3 separate regions of the Homo sapiens genome follow, and regions 1 and 2 are each linked to region 3. The links are chromatin contacts, found by Hi-C or POLR2A ChIA-PET in ENCODE. All regions are on one chromosome and are shown on one strand. The core of a region is the stretch at or near the end of the contact, and the rest is flanking DNA. Distances in the headings are between cores, read along the strand shown. Region 1 holds the start of CEP20 (centrosomal protein 20). Region 2 holds the start of MARF1 (meiosis regulator and mRNA stability factor 1). Region 3 holds the start of PDXDC1 (pyridoxal dependent decarboxylase domain containing 1).

The links. A loop is a pair of places that touch in the nucleus more often than their neighbours do. ChIA-PET counts read pairs that join two places held with the same protein, here RNA polymerase II (POLR2A). Pooled maps may share reads with other maps.
Region 1: a pooled map shows a loop between it and region 3 (6-fold over the local background). The contact joins the promoter of CEP20 here to the promoter of PDXDC1 in region 3. A Hi-C loop is called at or near these places in 4 of 50 pooled maps. POLR2A ChIA-PET finds 5 or more read pairs at or near these places in 2 of 52 experiments (HepG2 and activated CD4-positive, alpha-beta T cell).
Region 2: a loop to region 3 is called in a map with no recorded cell type, with 9 times the contacts of the local background. The contact joins the promoter of MARF1 here to the promoter of PDXDC1 in region 3. A Hi-C loop is called at or near these places in 6 of 37 single-sample maps with no recorded cell type and 10 of 50 pooled maps. POLR2A ChIA-PET finds 5 or more read pairs at or near these places in 2 of 52 experiments (A549 and BJ).

Annotation. Positions count from the first base shown.
Region 1 is chr16:15,887,127-15,889,975 of GRCh38, reverse strand. CEP20 (centrosomal protein 20) reads left to right here and starts at 1,373. Exons shown (of 5, transcript NM_144600.4): 1 at 1,373-1,418. The coding sequence starts at 1,391.
Region 2 is chr16:15,641,311-15,644,553 of GRCh38, reverse strand. MARF1 (meiosis regulator and mRNA stability factor 1) reads left to right here and starts at 1,400. Exons shown (of 27, transcript NM_014647.4): 1 at 1,400-1,536. It overlaps MIR484 (microRNA 484), which reads right to left and starts at 1,260; the gene lies at 1,182-1,260. It also overlaps a transcript of NDE1 not described here.
Region 3 is chr16:14,973,710-14,976,547 of GRCh38, reverse strand. PDXDC1 (pyridoxal dependent decarboxylase domain containing 1) reads right to left here and starts at 1,522. Exons shown (of 23, transcript NM_015027.4): 1 at 1,328-1,522. The coding sequence starts at 1,348. RefSeq lists an enhancer at 1,441-2,204 and a silencer at 2,362-2,656.

The DNA of each region.
Region 1 (2,849 bases), core at 124-2,623, 910 kb before region 3:
TCTTGTGCCTCAGCCTCCCAAGTAGCTGGGATTACAGGCTCCTGCTACCACGCCCGGCTAATTTTTGTACTTTTTTTTTAGTACAGAGGGGGTTTCACCAGGCTGGCCAGGCTGTTCTCGAACTCCTTACCTCAGTCTCCCAAAGTGCTGGGATTCCAGGCGTAAACCACCGTGCCCTGGCAGCTCTTAGGTGTACTTTTTTTTTTTTTTTTTTGAGACGGAGTCTCACTCTGTCGCCCAGGCTGGAGTGCAGTGGTGCCATCTCGGCTCACTGCAAGCTCCACCTCCCGGGTTCACGCCATTCTCCTGCCTCAGCCTCCCGAGTAGCTGGGAGTACAGGCGCCCGCCAGCACGCCCGGCTAATTTTTTGTATTTTTAGTAGAGACAGGGTTTCACCGTGTTAGCCAGGATGGTCTCGATCTCCTGACCTCGGGATCCGCCCGCCTCGGCCTCCCAAAGTGCTGGGATTACAGGCGTGAGCCACCGCGCCCGGCCACTCTTAGGTGTACGTCTAATCGATGTTTATTATTTAGCCAAGTGTTTGGATCTCACCGGCATTACAACTGGAATCATGCAACCTCACACTCAGTTTAGGGTACATTATTCCCCTGTTCCTTTTCCTTTACTTCCATGGGATGTTGGAGCTTATTCCTTCATTAGTTAGTTCCATAAAAAGCTCCTGGACTCCTTACATGCACTGTGTAAGTGCGAGTGGAAGAGGACAGGCTGGTGACCTTGGTTAAGTCTCTTCAGCGATGGAGGACTCTGTTTCCTTCATTGTAAAAACGGCGTGATCATAAGGAAATAATGCGCTAAGGCGTCACAGTAAGTGCTTAATACAGTGGTTCTCGAGGTGTGATCTCCAGACCGACCAGCAGTACCAGTACCACCTGGGAACTCGATAGAAATGCAAATCCTAGGGCCTCACCCCAGATTTACAGAATCAGAAACTCTATGGGGAGGACTAGCAAACAATCCGTTTAAACAAGTCTTGGAGGTGATGAGGATTCATGCTCAAGTTTGAGAACCGCAGGGTTAATAGGTGGTAACTACTAGCAGTTGGTACTTGAGGCTGCAGAGACAATGAAAAACTCAGCTGGCTAAAGTTAAGCACTAAGGTGCCAGCAGCACCCCACAGGGCTCTCCACTGCCTCAGTCCCCGCCCTCCCTGCCGTCTCACTCAACTGGGCCTTCCGAGAGCGCTCGCTGATTGGTGGAGTCTCTGGTCGACATTCACTACCCACTCAACCGCAGAGCTCATAAACTGAGAGGGGCGGAAGTGGGCGGGGCGAGAGCTGTGCGCCTATTGGCTACAGACCACGCCGCAGGGTGAGTGGGGCGGAGCTGCGCGTGCGCAGGGCCGCGGTGCGGCCCTGGCGGCCGTTGAAAAATGGCGACTGTGGCAGAGTTGAAGGCTGGTGAGTGCGAGCAGGGAGGCCTCCACATGGGAAGCGTCGGGCCTTCATCTTGTGGAAAGGATGGGATGGGAGGAGAGCGCGCGGAACACATGGGTTGGCTTTTACAGGCGTCATTCTTCGGTGTGAGGGCCTGCGGGGAGCGTCTGGCTGCTGTCTTGGCCCGTGCGCGGGGAGCTCTTATGGGGAAGAGGTTGCCCACTGGCGAGTTTTAAGCCAGTTTGGAGCTAAAGGAGGAGTTGCGTAATCTTCAGGCATCTAAGAGGCCTACAGGCCTGCATCTTGGGCCCCTGGCTCATCTTCTTGGACCCTGCCGGGGGCTGGAGGACTTGGACCAGGCTTGGCACTCAGGGCTGATGACTACAATTCCCACAACCCCTATTGGGTTAGGCACTGCCCTAAACAATTTGCTTGGTTGTCTCGTTGGGTCCTTACAACAACCTGTTAAGTAGCCCTCCCCTCCTTGCTTTTTTTTTTTTTTTTTAAAGAGAGGGTCTCTCTGTCGCCCAGGCTGGAGTGCAGTAGCGCGATCACAGCTCACTGCAGCTTCGAACTCCGGGACTCCAGCTATCCTCCCACCTCAGCTTCCAGAGCAGGTGGGAATACAGGGGCTCTTCACTACGCCCGGCTAATTTTTGTATTTTTTGTAGACACGGGGTCTTACTGTCGAACTCCTGGTCTCAAGCTATCCTCCTGCCTTGGCCCCCTCAAAGTGCTGGGATTACAGGTGTGAGCGCCTGGCCCCTTTTTCATCAGAAGAAACTAGAGGCAAAAAGTTTGCTGGCCTGGCCATTCTCCTGTCTTTTCAGGAAAAGATACTCTAAGCTAGTTATGTTTGAGTCATTAATGACATTTGTACGCTGTTTACTTTGAAGCAAATGTCCAGACAAGTAATAGTAATAATAGTTATCATTGAGCCTCATGTGTCAGGCACTACTCAACTCAGCCTGTGTGTTACCTGATTGTAACAACCCTATGCCCATTTCATAGACTGGGAAACGAGGTACTGAGAAGTGAAATAGCTCAAAGTGATTTCACTGGAAAGAGACACAGCATGGGAACCTAGTTGTGACGCACTGGAGCGCCAGGTCTTAATCACTGAGCAAGATTGCTGTCCAAAAAATAAAACCAGTTCCACTTTGCAGGGAACCCAGGGTTTAAACTAGTAATTCTTAGATATTTTAGGGAGGAGACGTGTATAAAAGTGTGTATTTGGGGACAGGGCTGGTGAACAATCATAAAACAGAACAGGCATGCATCTGTCCACAAGAACAGACTTCACGAGTCTACAGATGCTGTTCCCAGGGAAATACACATCACATGTAATATTGCATACATTTTCAGAGGATTTAAAGGTACACTTGGAATGGGCCAAGCACAGTGGCTCATGCCTGTAATCCTAACACTTTGGGAGGATCGCTTGAGCCCAGAAGT
Region 2 (3,243 bases), core at 151-2,650, 670 kb before region 3:
CTCCCTCCGTAGCCTCTCAAAGTATTGGGAATACAGGCCTGAGCCACTGCGCCCAGCCCACAGTCAAGATTTAGTCAGCAGTAATAAATACCTACGCAGGGAGAGGATGTGTGCTTGTCATCTGCCTTCTGGAAAATTAAATACAGGCACAAAGGATTCTTCAGCTACATGTCTGATCCTGCCCTCCACAATACCCGTCTACAGGGATGTTTACAGGGATGTGTTAATCCCCACGTAATGGGGATTGCCTATTGAAATAACCTCCCAGTAAGGATTTTTTTGGGCAAAATATTCTCGTTTGGCAATTTCGACTTACTGATTCTTTTGCAAAGTCAACTTGTTTCTGGGCAAACTTTAAAAATAAACTCCTAAGGTAGCATTTAGCTAGCAGCTAGCACATCCTAAATCGTGTCTAGATTTAACTTACACAATATGTGCTTTGCTTTTTTCCTAATTTGCAACAGAAAATAGTAATCAGCTGGTAGTTTCAGAAATCACCCTTTTGCTGAGTCTTAAATTTTTTTTTATTCCAGGGAAACGTGAAGATTGTGGGGCGCTATTTTTTTTTTTAAAGCAAACCACACAGCATATCTGGCCACCTAAAACACAAAGTGTTTGAAACTAACCGTAAGATTTCCTTTCTGCTCGCCCAACCTGTCACTGGAAACGCAGTATTCATTTGTAACCAGCTTTGGAGCAGGGCTTTTAAAAATAACGTTTTCTTGCTAAAGTCCCCAAAAATCTCTTGATTCTTGGTGGCAATGTCCAGTTGAGTCTTTGCACACACTGTATTTTTGCCAACTGGGTCGCAACTTTGCGAGAACTCCGGGGGACCTCGTAGGAAGCCAGGTTGGCAGTTATTTTTTTCTCCACTTGCCACTAGGTTGCACTAGATTTAGGATGCTGGGGAATATGCGCCATTTAATTTTTAAAAATAAAGTAGGACCATCACGTGACGAGACCCGAGAGAGGAAAAAAAAAAAGCCGAAGGGACAGGGTTTTTCATTGAAATCCCGTTCAAATCGCCTTCCCTCCAAAGCCTGAAAGAGCTGAATTCTATTAAATCCTGGTTGGCAGGTTTTTTCCTCGGGTCCACGTCACGAGCTCATTCTCCGCTTCAAGGTTCCTTTCGACTCCACAACGTGAAGCCAGGGGGAAGGCCTCCTTAAACTGGGGGTTTTCGCCAAAAAAGCCAGGGTCACCCCCCGGGAAAGTCCCTATTTAGGGGTTTATCGGGAGGGGACTGAGCCTGACGAGGCTGCAGGGCCGCGAGGCCCCGCCCCCCCCGGGGTTCCCAGCATGCCCCGCGCGGACAGGACGCGGCGGCGGAGGCGGGGCGAGGAAGGGGCGGGGCGAAGAGGAGAGAAGGGCGTCGGTTTTGCGACAGGGGCGGTGCGGTGCGGAAGCGGAAGTGAAGGGTGCGCTTGGCGGCGGCGGCGGGAGCTGCGGAGTCGGGAATCAAAACAAAGGGCCTGGGGGGGGCGGGGGGAAGGCGGCGGGGCCGGAATGTGAGCGGAGGTGGAGCCGGCGGCAGAGGTGAGTTTGCAGACAGTCCTGCGACCAGACCCCGGCAGGCTCTGCTCCGAGGCCAGCGGGGCGGGACGGAGGACAGTGTCCCCTCTTTCCCCGCCTATTGCTGGTGGGATGGTGGTGGAGAGGGGAGGTTAGCTAACTGGGACGCGCCAGTTGGGCCCCCCACGAAAGAGTTGGCTTGTCTCCCTTTCGGGTCCATTCACTACTGTCACTGTTGGCGCCGCTGTTCCCCTTCGAGGGCATTTGGCTCCCCGCCCGCCCCTGTCTGACCCCTGGTGGGGCCCTCCAGGAGTGAAGTGCACAGCTGGAAGGTTAAGAGAGAAGGAAAGGGGCGGGTGTTTTTGCAACACACTCCCCCCTCCCCGGCCGTTTTGCATTCTCCTCGGCCTTTTAGCAACACATAGGGTGTAGTCTCAGGGTTGACAATGTCTAGGGCTTCAGCCACTCTCACTAGTAGTTGTAACGCGACCTCGTGATACACCTTTTAGAGTTTCTCAAGCACCTTTCCGGTATTACCAAGAGCTGTCCAATTGCATTTGTGTCTTTTGGACTTCTCTGAGCGGTAAATATTCTTCTCTTTTGCATATCGGTGTATTGAAACCTAAACTGTTTTCCTATTTATTAAGCTTTATTCGTTCAACAGTTATTTATTAAAATATGCCAGGCATTGTACTAAGGACAGGAGTTGGAATAGTGGATAAGAAAACATAGTCTCTGCTGTCATGGAGTTTATAGCCTAATGGGGGAGAAAGATAATAAAATAAGCTAAAAAGGCCGTTTTGGACAGAAGAGCTATGGGGGAGAAAACGGTAATGGGATGGGGTGGTGTGGGGTCAAAGACTAGATTGGGTGCTAAGGAAACAACATTTGCTAAATGTTCCCCGTGGATTACCTCATGTAATCCAAACAACGGCCTTGTAAGGTGGTTTCTATTATTATCACACCCATTTTAGAGATGGGATCTGAGGTTCAGAGAGGTTGTGAGTTGTCCAAAGCTGCACCGCAGTCAAATTGGAGACCAAAATGCAGACAGTCGACAGAGCCTATGCTCTCCTCATTGAATTGGTCAAAAGACTTGAAGAGAGTGACAGAAAGGAGACTGTCGCTCAAGTCAAACAGAACCTGCTTTTGGCTACCTAAGTTGCTTCGTGGATGGTATTTGGGAAGTTTTCAGGGTGCAGGCACCTGAAAGTTTTTACTTTTAATCGCTTGTATTGAGCAGTATTGAAGGCACCTTGATGTAGTGGAAAGGGGTGAACAAGCCTAATCTTGTGTCAGGCTCGCTACAAAACTTCATTAAGTTTCTTTTTCTCTCTCTGCAAAAATGTAGCTAATTTCTCCCCTGTCTATTTCACAGGATTATTGCAAAAATTATATAAGAGGATCCCACCGTCTGGGTTTTTTTCATCATTATATTCCTTGTGCCAAGCACAGGCCTGCTGCATAGTAGATACTAAGTAAATATTTGCTGAATGAAGACATAAGTAATGTTAAGTGAAAATACTTTATAAACTAGATTATACTGTGAATGTTAGCTCACTTTCAGGATTTGGCTTTGAAGAAGTTTGAGAGAATGTTTAAGTTATGAACACTGTGAATATCACAGATTCTTACGATTTTGAGAGGAGTTTTTTGGGGGACATAAAACCTGTATCTAATAGGAAAGACAAGAATCGTAATTTACTATCAGTGGTAGCAGTTAAATCCATC
Region 3 (2,838 bases), core at 273-2,772:
TTATTCCCAGCCAGGAAAACACGTAACATTCACCCCAGAGATGGCACAAGAAAACCATATTATCTTTTTCTTGTCTTCCACCCAATTTATGCTAAGCAACCCAGGAGTAGGCTATACCACTGTGAGCACATGAAGACATCTGGCCCAACCTTTACAATTATTGCCTTCAACTCTCCAGTGACAAGTGAACAAAATCTACAGCAGCTGCTGCCTTGAAAAAAGACAAAATATATTATTCCTACCAGCTCAAAATTAAAATGTAGCCGTCTTAAAACACGAGCATTGCTCCTGAATGCCACATGCATGAAAAACCGGGTATGCACTGGATTGGACAAGCAGACTCCCAAGCTGGAACAGACAGAAGGGCTTTGAGGGAGGGCAGAATGTCAGGTACCGAAAGCAGGAATCCGTGAAGAAACCCAAACTGGTTTCCATTTACAAGCCCTAACACTGGGACAATGAGAATCCGTTTCACATGGTAGAGCAGTCAGCCTGGTACACCACGCTGCCGTTCCCCCAAGGGGAAACCAGAGGTAGGCTCTGTTACCAGTGGATTTCGAGTTGACTCGGGGATCCCTCCTCGCCACTGGAATGGGGGAGCCAGGAAGTTGTGGAGCAGCTGCGATCCCCAAAACTCAATTCGCAATCTACGCAACACCCACCCCTTTCTGGAACTCAGAGGTTCTCGCCCGGTGATCGCAGGCTCAGCATCAGAATCACCTGCGTGGGGCGGAGTGGGAGCGGGGCGGTGGCGGTTAAACACGCAGTTCCCGGTCCCGCCCCCAGAGGTTCTGACCCCGGGACTGAACCTCCGCATTTTACCAAAGGCCCCAGGTGATTCCCACTCAGGCTGAAGTTGGAAAACCACTGCTTTGGCAATTTTCATTCCTAACTCGGAGACCAAGAAAAACCTACAGGTTTGCAGCTGGCTCTGAAATAACTGCGGCTTCTTTCCGGGAGCATCTGGGGCCGCCAACGGAGAGCTCCCGGTCCTCCGAAAGGGCCAGCCGAGCTCAGGCCGGCCACTCGCGGAACCTCGGCAGGGCCCAAGGTCGGCCCCGCGGTCCCAGTCCTGGGCTCCGGGCCCGTCGCGGCCCCCACCGAACCCCGCCCAGCCTCTTCGGCCCACGGGGACCCAAGAGACACCCGGCCCCGTGACGCGCCCGGGCCCCAGCCGCCCTCCCGGCGAGGCCTCCTCAGGCAGGGCCTGTCAGCCCGCGTCCCCCTGTCCGGGTCACAATGGCAGCTCGCGACTGGGAAACAGTTGCCTCGGAAGCGGGAGCCCCGGGCCGCAGCACCGTCCCCATCGCCCCCTCCCGGCACGGACCTTCTCCAGGGACGCGTCCATGGCTGAGGCGGCCGGTGGTGGCCTGGCGGTCCCGGGCTCTACTTCCTCCTCCCGCGCCCCGCAGCTCCTTCCACGCTGGCAGCGCTGACGTCCCCCGCGCCCGCGGCCGGCGGGGCGGAGAAGAGGAGGAGCTGCCAGGCGGCGCCGCGGGCTGCCGAACCTGATGGTTGAGAGGCGGCGGGGCGGGGCCCCGTAGCGCTGGGCGGAGCCCTCTGGGATTCCGTACCTGGGCGCCACGCCGGCCCTCCCTAACGTGCGCAGGTGAAGGGGGGAGGATGCCCGGTGGATTGTTCACCAAACTCTTTCCAGCAGCCTGTTGCAATCATCAAGGTAGAAGTATAATAATCACAAAGTACTATTCATGGAGTGAAAGGCTGGAAATACTAGTGACGCACCTCACTTCCGGGCCCAGGCTTCCAAGTCTCCCGCCTCACCTCCCGCCGGCATCCCTCGAGAATGGAACAGGCCATTCGCCAAGGAGGCGGTGAGCGAGTGGGCAACCTTGCGCATGCGCAGGACTCGCAGCGTCCTCGGCGCCCGGGGACTTGGGGGTTTTGGGGTTGGGGGCTGCTTAGTGAACGCTGTTCAGAGAAGGCACTGATCTAAGCTGAGGTGTTGTCTCAGACCTTACCGCCGAATTCTAGACGGAAAAAATTGTTGTAACAACCGGTCCAGCCTCTTTCATGTCACAATTATCACTTGTCAGGTAATGGGTAGTAGTAATAATGATAATATTAATACATCAGCTGCTGTTCTTCCATTTTCCTATTTCAGCAGCTCTAGGAGATCATTATCCCCATTTCGCAGTGCCGATCTAGGTAGGATTCAGACCCAAGCCCCATGAGTCCACATACTGCTTCCACTCCTACTTTACTTTAAATGTTTTAAAAAGTTAATTTTTTATTAATTTTTTTATCTTGTTAACCGATGAACTGAAGAGAAAAAAAATTAAAATCTCATTTTAATAGAGAAGGTAGGGGTGTCTCACTATGTTACCCAAGCTGGCTTCAAACTCCTGGCCTCAGGCGATCTTCCCGTCTCAGCTTCCCCAAGTGCTGGGATTACAGGCATGAGCTACCACGCCCGGCCACTTTTGCAATTTTACTGCAATGTGTTTCGAACGAATGGGGAGGGCGTACATTTGCTTAGTAGATTCCTCCCACCTTAATGTGGGAAACTGATATAGACTACCACAGTGGCAATCAATGGAACACTTCACCTCTGCGATGACGCTACAACCACAATCTTACTCCTTTTCTCTCCTGTTTTATACTCTTCGTCCCGAAATCTGTGTAAACAGGGTCACATTTTCAGCGCAGTAACTCCATGTTTTGAGCTATCTACGTTGTATTTGGTAAATTGCCTGGTTATGTTAATAAAATTATTTTCTACCAAAAAACCCTTGTGTGCTGGTTTAGACTGTACTGTGGGGATTATTCTGACTCTCTAAAGAGCTTTCCAAACAGAAGGAAAGATAGATTTATGTCTTT